Regions from separate parts of the Homo sapiens genome. Here region 1 is linked to region 2. Evidence: chromatin loops called from intact Hi-C (ENCODE). Cell type or tissue: breast epithelium. All regions are shown on one strand. Each heading gives the region's core, and the rest is flanking DNA. Links, peaks and the distances in the headings are about the cores only. Region 1 has its middle 33 kb from the start of MIR298. Region 2 holds the start of LOC124904941 (a long non-coding RNA gene).

Region 1 (4,384 bases), core at 87-4,086, 1.3 Mb before region 2:
TTGAGGACCTGAAAGTTGGGTCTGGAGACCTCTGGGGGTCCACAGGCCTCGCCATCATTCTCGACGGGGATGGGCTCGTTGTGAGGCGGTTCGGTCTCCATCTCTTCGGCTGGGCTAGGCCCAGCACCGGGGGCAGCTGCCCCTGGGGCCTCCAAAGGTGGTTGCTCGGGCTGTTCCCCGATTTCAGGGGGGATATCGCGTTGTCCTGACATATTATTGCCGTAGAGGCAGTTGCGCACGCCCATAACACGGTGGCGGCCTCTCAAAATAAGTTTGGGGCTCCGTAAGATGGAGCACCCAACCGAACTAGGGTGAAAAAATTATTATTATTATTTTAAAATCAAAGTACCAGCTGGAAAGTTCACCGGCCTCACTTTCCAACCCTTGTGAGGTTGGGGGGTTCAAGGCCTGGAAGGAACCCTAGACTGAGGCTGAAGCAACTCAATTGTTGCTGGTGGAGTCTTGGCTCCTTCCTGGCCACTTTTCATGCCCCCAGGCTGCCCCCCAGCCCCTCTTCCTTGGTCTATCCTTACGCCCTCCTCTCTCTTTCTTTTTGCTCCAGGCCAGTCCCGCCTGCTTGGATCTGACGAGCGTGCCGATTCGGTCCGAAAATCGCCAGTAGCGCTCTCTCTCTGCCACCAGAGGACGCCGGTTCCAGTGCCGAGCTGGCTCCGGCTCCAGGAGCCTGCTCCTGGCGCCAGGGGCCCGGGACTTTGGGTAAGGGGGCTGGTGAGCGCAGGCCTCGCAGGGACGTTTTGGCTCCTTCCACTCCTCTCCCTGACTGATTTGGAGTCTTTCTCCTCGCTTCTCCGCTGGCCAGAGAAAGCGCTCCTGCGTTGCGGGACACGTGACGCAAGACGTGGGCCTCGGAACGCTGGAGTACAGGAGCTGAAACCCTCCCTCCCCAACCCAACCGACTCCTCGGGGGAGGGGGGACTGAAGAAGGATTTCATCACCCCAGGATACCCCTGAAACTCTGAGTCATAGCCCCCAGCCTCCAGGCAGCCCCGGATCTCAAGCCCCTAGTCCGGAGCGCAAGGCTTTTGGTGCCTGGGAAGGGGCGCAGGCACGCGTAGGGATGCGACAGGTGGTCGTGAGCCCACCAAAGAAGCAGAGAGAGGCGAGGGAGAGGGGATGCCGAGTATGCAAGCACGCAATTTGTTTTTTAAATGCCTTGGGTGTACTTTTTGCTGCTTTTGTTTGTCACTTGCTGAGGTTGGCTCCGGTAAAGCACTTTAACAGCCCCCACCCCCATCACACTCTAGGGGTCTCCGCAGTGGCCCACAGCGGCGCAAGCAGGGTGCTCTCTTGTTTATGTGGATGGTGACGCAGGGGAATAAGAAGGTCTCGGGTGCGTACCACCAAGAGCAAAGCCCCCTAGGGAGTAGCTGCGGCGGCACCAAGAGAGGGGTGGGGGGCGTGCTGCGCAGAGGAGGACCTCACAAAGCGGCCTCAGAGTTTCGCAGGTCCTGCTGTTCTAGGGAAGGGTTAAAGGGGATTTTGGTTGGGGTTTAATGCCGGTTTAGGGTGGTTTCGAGACTGGACAACGCTGTGCGCACTGAACCCACAGATAAATACCATGCCGCGCGGCAACCGGAGCTGAGGTGCGCTGCTCGCTGCTTCGGGCACCGGCCGCAGCGCTGGTCAGTCAGCTCCTTTAGCCCCACTACAGCCTGCCTCCAGCACCCTTCTAGCCCCTCTCCTCTCGCTCTGGGTATCTTAGGGTAGTCGCTTTACTTTTCTACTGCTAGAGCCCACTGAGGCGGCACTGAGCCCGCCAACCGGCCACAAACCCGGCGGTTGCCCGCGCAGCTGCGCTCCCGCTACCATGCTGCGGTGAGCTCAGAGCTAGCCAAAGGTAAATGCCCACACCACCTGGTGGCCTTGATGTGTGCACATGCTATGCTCTGGTCTGGGGTCTGCAGAGGGATTGGAACCCGGGAGAAAAGCTGCTGTAAGGGGGTCACATAAAACTCGGCAGGTGCGCATCAGGTCGGTCTCACCAGTGAGACAGATTGGCGAGCCACGTCTAGGCACAGAGCAACTGGGCAGGAGGCAGGGGGTCATCTGACCTGCAGAACCCTGGGGGAGGGGAGGCTGGATGAGTTACACAGGGCGGGCTGCAGCAAGCAGGGCGCACGGCACGGGCTGCTGTATAAGAGCTGCAGGCGGGCGAACCACCGCAAGTTGCGATCCCGTTTAGTCTAATGCATCCCTCTTAGAGCCAGGGTACCACAGGCACCGTGCATCCTTGCACCCCTGCATCCACCATCCATGTGGCCACGCAGCACGGAAGGAGGCGAACACAGTTGGACCCTGGGAAACGTTTGGGATCCCCCAAAGATATATCGCTTTAGCTCTATGGGTCTACACACTTCCAGATGTCAACACTGAACTTTGATTCAAACTTTGGCCAACTACACCCACGCAAGACGGCTTAACCACTTGAGCATCCACTGAATGGCCCAACTGGGTCCCAACACCAACTCACTCCCCTCCGACCCCAGCGCCGGGTCAGCCATTGGGCAGGGGTCATGCCAATCAAGGCTGCCTGGCGAATGAGCAGGGGGCGTCAGACCGGAAACCGGATATGGGTGGGAGGTCCAATAGGGGGCGCCGCGTTGGAACGCCCGAAGAGGTGCTGCTGGGGTGGTTGGAAGCCGGTGGGGGGCGGGTGTATGGCGGCTAGGCCTGGAAGACCACGAGGACCGCTAGCGCCGTGGGGTCACTCTTCCTCATGCCACAGGTTGCCGAGCCTCGGGGGAGAGGTGGGGTCCCAGGGGCCAACCCTTGGGTGTGTTGATGGCGGCAGGCTAACCCAGCCAACGGGGTGCCACTGCCGGGCAAGGTGAGGAGCAAGAAGATTTCCAGGGCTGGGAGGTAGAGGGCCAGGACCCCAAGGAGAGGGCTTACTGCGAGGAGCAGCCCAGGATGGATAAGGAGTTGAGGCCCCAGGGATGCTGAGCCTGCACAAGTGGAAGGTCAGTAGACATTGGGGTTGGAGCCCCAGGGAGGCTGCCATGGGTGCTCCAAAGGGGTTGTTTGCTTTCGTCAGGCCTCGCGCTCACCCCCAAAGTACCATTTGTCGAGGAACGGGTTCAGGGTCTCTGTTCGACACCCTCATGGGTCTGTGGGACCCCTTTGTTCATTCTTTCTGATATCATGAGCTTTGCCAGGGGAGCACATGCATGGAGGTGACTAAAACAAATTTAACAAGTTAGACAAATACCAGTTCCTCATCCTGGAGAGTAGAGCAGCATACAAATGGAAGAAAAGAACTCCACCTGGGGGGACCTTGAAAGTCTTGCTGGAGAAAATGACTTTTTATATGGGCCTCCAAGGAAGGATAGACGCCTTGGCTATGAATAGAAGGTGGTAGTGGGGGATGGGAGACGGTTTGCCCACCACGAACAAAGGATTTAATGGTAGGAAACATGGGGCGTGGCTGGGTAAACACAACTGGCCACCTTGGCTGGCTCTTGGGGAGCAGGGGGAGAAAAGTTAGGAGAAATTAGATAGAATCTCTCTGAGGATGCCATGGAGTATGAGGGCAAGCACTTTTGAGGCTATTTTGGCAGGAAACGGAAAGGATGTTGAAAGTTTTTTGTTCTGCAAGTGAGGATTTGAGCCTACTTTTAGGAAAAGCAGAAGCAGCATGGAGGATGATCCTGATCGAGAACAAAGGAAAGGGGTTATGCACAAAGGAGATGTTTAAAGGAGAGACCTAGCACGGTGAAGGAAGCAGGAAGGCTGAAGGACGGCACTCAAGAGGGGTCCCAAAGGATCCTCCTGGAGCAGCTCTTATGCTAGAAAGACACAAAAGATGGAGGAGCCAAAGTGTGGCACCCAGATGGATGGAACACTGGGAGTGGGACAGGGAAGTCAGTGGGAGGGGCTGGCAAGGTGGCAGTGCTGATTTGGTTTTAGACATGGCAGATTAAGGAACTTTGGGCAGTTGGGATGGAGATTTTTGCAGCCCATTTTCTGGGAGGAAAGGTCTGAAGTTCAGAAAAAGATAAAGATCACACATTCAAATTGGCAATCGTACTTACAAAGATGAATTTATGGAGTCAGAGAAAACTCTTTAGGGGAGAAATACATTTGGTAATAGAATCTTGAACAATTGGCGCACTGGACAGGAAAAAGGGAGACAGTCCAGGAGTGAGTAGGGAGGACTCAGAAGGGAGAGATGGGAGCACACCAGAGGAAGGGGTTTCAGAACCACTCAGCACATCTCATCTAGACTTGGTGTTTTAGCCTCTGCACTGGTGGTATTTGGGGCCAGGCAATTCTTTGTTGTGGTGACTGCCCTGTGCATTGTAGGATGTTGAGCAGCATCCCTAGCCTCTACCCACTAGATGCCAGTAGCATCCCCTTAGTTTTA
Region 2 (4,384 bases), core at 285-4,284:
CGACCACATAAAAAGTAGCTTGTGTGAATTATTAATGATAAATTCTTTGGAAGAAAAACTTCTTGACTTTTTTTGTTGTACTTTTAACAATTGAATGCAATACTCATCAGATGGCTTCTTGTGAGCTGTCAAATTATTTAAATGAGAGCATATCTGACATTTCCAGAGGAATGTGCTGGGTGAGTACTGAAAAGACAGTGTTCCCTGTGCTGCTTTGATGGGCACTGTTCGGGCTTTTCAAAATAAAGGTTTTGAGCACTTTAATTTTGGAGTGACTTGCCATAGTTCAACACAGAGATTTAAAATGCTCTCAACTACTTTGGGAAAGAATAGAGAAAAAGTTTTGTGCTTCACGACAAACAGACGAACACTCCACAAGTGACATTTGAAAGGCACTGATGGTGGGTAATAACTGCTCAAAATACACTCAGGAAAGCGCAGCTCCCTCATTGTTCTTTATGTATCTAATTATTCCAGGTATTGTCATGTCAAAAAAAAGTTTTATGTGACATGTGTTTTTCCTTAACAAAAAAAAGTCTAAGTCAGAGATGAAATCTAACTCTCCCCGGGAAGCCAGGGCCTGCACGGGCCATCTTGGTGATGGGAGAAAGCTGATCATCTGTGGCTACAGACGCTTGCACTCTAACAAAAGCATTTAGCCACTGCAGGACTGTCCACTCCACTCCATTCTTCTTTCTGCAGTGCCGTGACCATTTGTTAACATGTATCTGAGTGCAGTTCGCAGGCCGGGCACCTTGCCAACAGCTTTGAGGGGTGAGACAGCCATGGGAAATCACATAGAACAACCAGAGGAATCCTGAACATTCCAGTGCATTGCTTTATTGACCTGTTCCGTCTGCTGATTCTCGCCTCTGTCTCAGACCGTGGTCCAGCCTTGGAAGCTAGAAGGATCTCCTCTGAACTTCACAATCGGCTTCCCCTTTGTGAGTTGAACTTGATCGCATCCTCGAGCCACCCTCATCCCCAGTTCAGGGCCTTTGCACCTGCTGTGCTTCTGCATGGAGCACCCTTCCTGGCCTGCACATGGACGGGCCTTCGTGTCATCCGAGTCTCAGCCTTTCCCAGCTCCTGCAACACATGCCCCTGTTATGTTTCCTTTCTGACAGTTACTATTTGACGTTGCCTTCTTCACTTGTCTAGGGGTTCAATCCCAGAATCTACGACTAACTAGAACATAATCTCCATGCTCGACAAAGACGTTGTCTGTCTTGGTCACAGCTCTGAAAACAGTCGCTAGACCAGAGTAGGTGCTGACTAATATTTGTCGAATGAGTGAATAATTTCAGTTTCTGTAACCAGCATGTTTGCTTGATTCTCTGGCCCTGAGCCCCTGGGATTGAGCTTTGGTTTCCAAAGGCCGTGCAGATCCTGGAGACCAGACGCTCTTGGAGCCAGCTCAACTCTGGTTTGAGCACAGATCAGCATGTCAGCTTTCTTGTCCTAGACATCGCTGTCTTGAGTTTGGTTAAGATGAGTGTACCTTTGAGAGCAATCTCCTCCCAGGATGTGAAAAGCTGGAGGTCAGTAAGTCTGGCACCTGGAAAGATCATGTAGACGTGAGCGTCTCCCCGATGCACTCGGGAGACCTTGGCCAAGGCTCCGCCTCTGTGCACTACTCTACCTTGTTTCAGCCTCTAAACACATCATTGAGAAGGTTCTGGGTTTTATTTGCATGGAGCACTTTACCTCTCTATTTTCCTGAGACATCCCAAGCCTCTTTCTGCAATTATTCTTTATTTAGAAAACAAAATAAAATAAACAAATGTGTCTTGCTAGATTTAAAAACAGCACTAAATTAGATTGATTACAAGTTAATCCAAGAGAGACAAATGGGCACTTCGAAGCCTGTGCACATGGCATCTTTAGAACTTGGCAGAACCTTACTTTCTCAACATGTTCTCAACCTGAGGCAGAACCCTCATCTCAACATGTTCTCAACCTGAGGCAGAACCCTCATCACCACCTGGCAAGGGGCTGCCTTTGGAAATATGCGGGAGTCTGGGGGGTTGCCACAGAGTTAGGGGAGTGCTACAGGTATGTGGTGGGTAGCAAATTCTTCACGTAGTGCAGAATGCTGGACAGGCCATGTCACAGTCCTGCCCTGCGGGGTGTCTCTGCACCTTTAGTCTCGGAGGAGGGCACTGAAGGTGAACCCTGCCCACAAGAGGTACTTTGCATCCTCCTGGCACATGGGATGACCTCCCTCGGGCAGGCAAACCTGCTCCAAGCTCCATCTCCTTTCAAGTGCAGTACCATGCGGTGAGTCACCTTAGACATCAAAGCATGAAGCAAGAGCACACTTTGTATTCGTGATTCAGTTATGTTTTTGAAATTAAACAATAATTTCCCTCATGCTCTGCTCGTTTACATAACCATGCCAGTAAAAACTCTTGTGAGTCATAGGAGAGAGTTCAGGGGGCTTAAGTTCATCTTTCATCATAAGATAGTCAGCCCCCATCCACCAAATGCCAGCCAAGCATCCCAAACACACACTGCTTTAATGAGACCCTTTTCTGGGCATTGTTAATTAATGTATTCATTTATTCATTAAACCTTTCAGGGCAATTTACCATGTGAAAAGAGAGACGATGGCAGAACTATAGGCTTGTTGCAAAAGGTCTACAGTGCAAGCCTGAATGAGCCAATTTAGAAGATGCTGAAAAGTTTTTCAATACTGAAAGTATAAAAATTAATTAAGAAAAGAAAAACAACATTTGTGGTAGTAAATCATAACATGCTAATATATAAGAAAGGCAATTACATATTCATCATTTTCAGTAAAATGGTTATTATCATAGTATGGTATTATAACAATGACACGGTTATTTTAAAATAATAGGAAATTTATCTTACCTTTTCTTGCATTAAGATATAATAAAATTATGCTCTGAAAACAAATGATGCCTTCTATTGTCCTTATGAAACATTAGCTAGGCCTGGACGGTACTCTACGAACTTTCTTTGTTTTGCTGAGTGTTTCTTTTAGTGAAAACCTGCTCAGGAAGTGCCCAGTCCATGGGCATTCCCTGAGGTCTTGCAGCAGGGAATACAGGAAGAGCAAAGCAGGACTCTGCATGGGGGTGCAAGAGGCCCGCACTCAGTGTGGTGGCTCTGAGGATGGCATCAATTTCAAAGGAAGCATTCCTTTCTTCATCTGGGTATGACATTTGAAACTAGAGAGAAGCTTCTGGAAGGACAGCGAATCCCTCCTCAACCTGCAGAGGCCACTGTGGCTGAGCATGGTTAGTGACCTCAAAATAGGCTCAAGAGCACATTTGCAGGAGGAACTCCCATCTCTCTAGATCCCACTCTTACCACAATCCCAGAGCTAAGCTGCTCCACGAACTTAAAGCTCATCGAAACTTCAAGTCCACCAGGGCTGGCAAGGCACTGTCAGCGTTTGAGTGTGGTGGAGTTCTCTGTGCAATGTGTTCCCACGACACACCGAGGGTCACATTTGTGCTTGGGCAATGCGGCATTTTAACTGAGAACCTGATAGATCCATTGCCAATGGAGGAGGGAAAAAAGGCAACCAAATGCCAAAGAAGACAAAATGTTCAGAGTGGCCACGCCGGTTTCCTTTTTGGTGTCAGGACAAAGGAAAGCAATGTCTTCCAACCCCAGATGGGCCCTGAAAACGCCTCCCTGTGGCTGTAAACCACACACCAGCCCTTGTGGGAGATGCACATTCACGGTGATGCAGTGGCTTCAGCAGGCAGCCTGGGCAGGCAGGTGGCAGAGAGGTCAGAAACAAGAGTCCTTGCTGCTCATGTGATCTTGAACAAGCTCCTGGCCTCAGTTTTCTCATCTGAACTAGAAGGATAAAACCAGCACCTATTGCATAGGGCCCTGGTGAGAATTCAATGGGAACACCCACATTGGCCCTGGGCCCTTAAGAATGTTAGCCATCTTCTTCCACTCTTTTCTTTCTGAACAGAAGAATCAAAGAGATCCAATAAGCCCCCTTGCATTCCCTCAGTCTTGCACTTCATTGCCACCTGCAAACGTTGGCAAGTCCTGGCCCTTCCCATGCCAGGTCAGAGCGAGCCACTCACAGGTCCCTACAAGCCATGATCACCTCATCCAGGAGCACCCATCTCAGACTGTCTGATCATGTTTCCAAATGAAAGTACACTTATAATTTGTCTGGCTTCTTAATTTCTCCTAAGACAAAGTGACAGACTCCTCTGCTCTCCCCCTCTGTGTTGGCTTTTATTATTCTCTCTTTATTTTTCCATCTCGCCCACTCCTTTCTGTTGCTCAGCCTCCCTGCTGCACTGCCATTGTCACTTCGGTATTAGCCCACTGTCTGCCTGGCAACCCACTATTATGCACTTATTTTATTACTTGGTTTCCTACCCCG

What was found. Hi-C counts contacts between places; a loop is a spot of excess contacts. Peaks named below come from ENCODE experiments on the same cell type or tissue, not always from the same donor. Only the 100,000 strongest peaks of a DNase experiment are listed, where the experiment ranks them.
Region 1: it touches region 2 in a loop (17-fold over the local background); 1 of 110 quality-filtered maps calls a loop at or near these places.

What each region holds. Positions count from the first base shown.
Region 1 is chr20:58,849,127-58,853,510 of GRCh38, reverse strand. It overlaps GNAS-AS1 and a transcript of GNAS not described here. Among named protein-coding and RNA genes, the nearest start is that of MIR298, 33 kb to the right of the region's middle. RefSeq lists an enhancer at 854-953. In breast epithelium, for the core only: CTCF peaks have their summits at 462 and 669 (motif pointing right); a DNase peak (open chromatin) is centred at 2,560; H3K4me3 peaks cover 2,968 bases; H3K27me3 peaks cover 503 bases.
Region 2 is chr20:57,545,329-57,549,712 of GRCh38, reverse strand. It overlaps LOC124904941 (a long non-coding RNA gene), which reads right to left and starts at 3,476. Exons shown (of 2, transcript XR_007067674.1): 1 at 2,875-3,476; 2 at 816-1,558. In breast epithelium, for the core only: no CTCF peak of the experiment used is centred there; no DNase peak of the experiment used is centred there; H3K27me3 peaks cover 374 bases.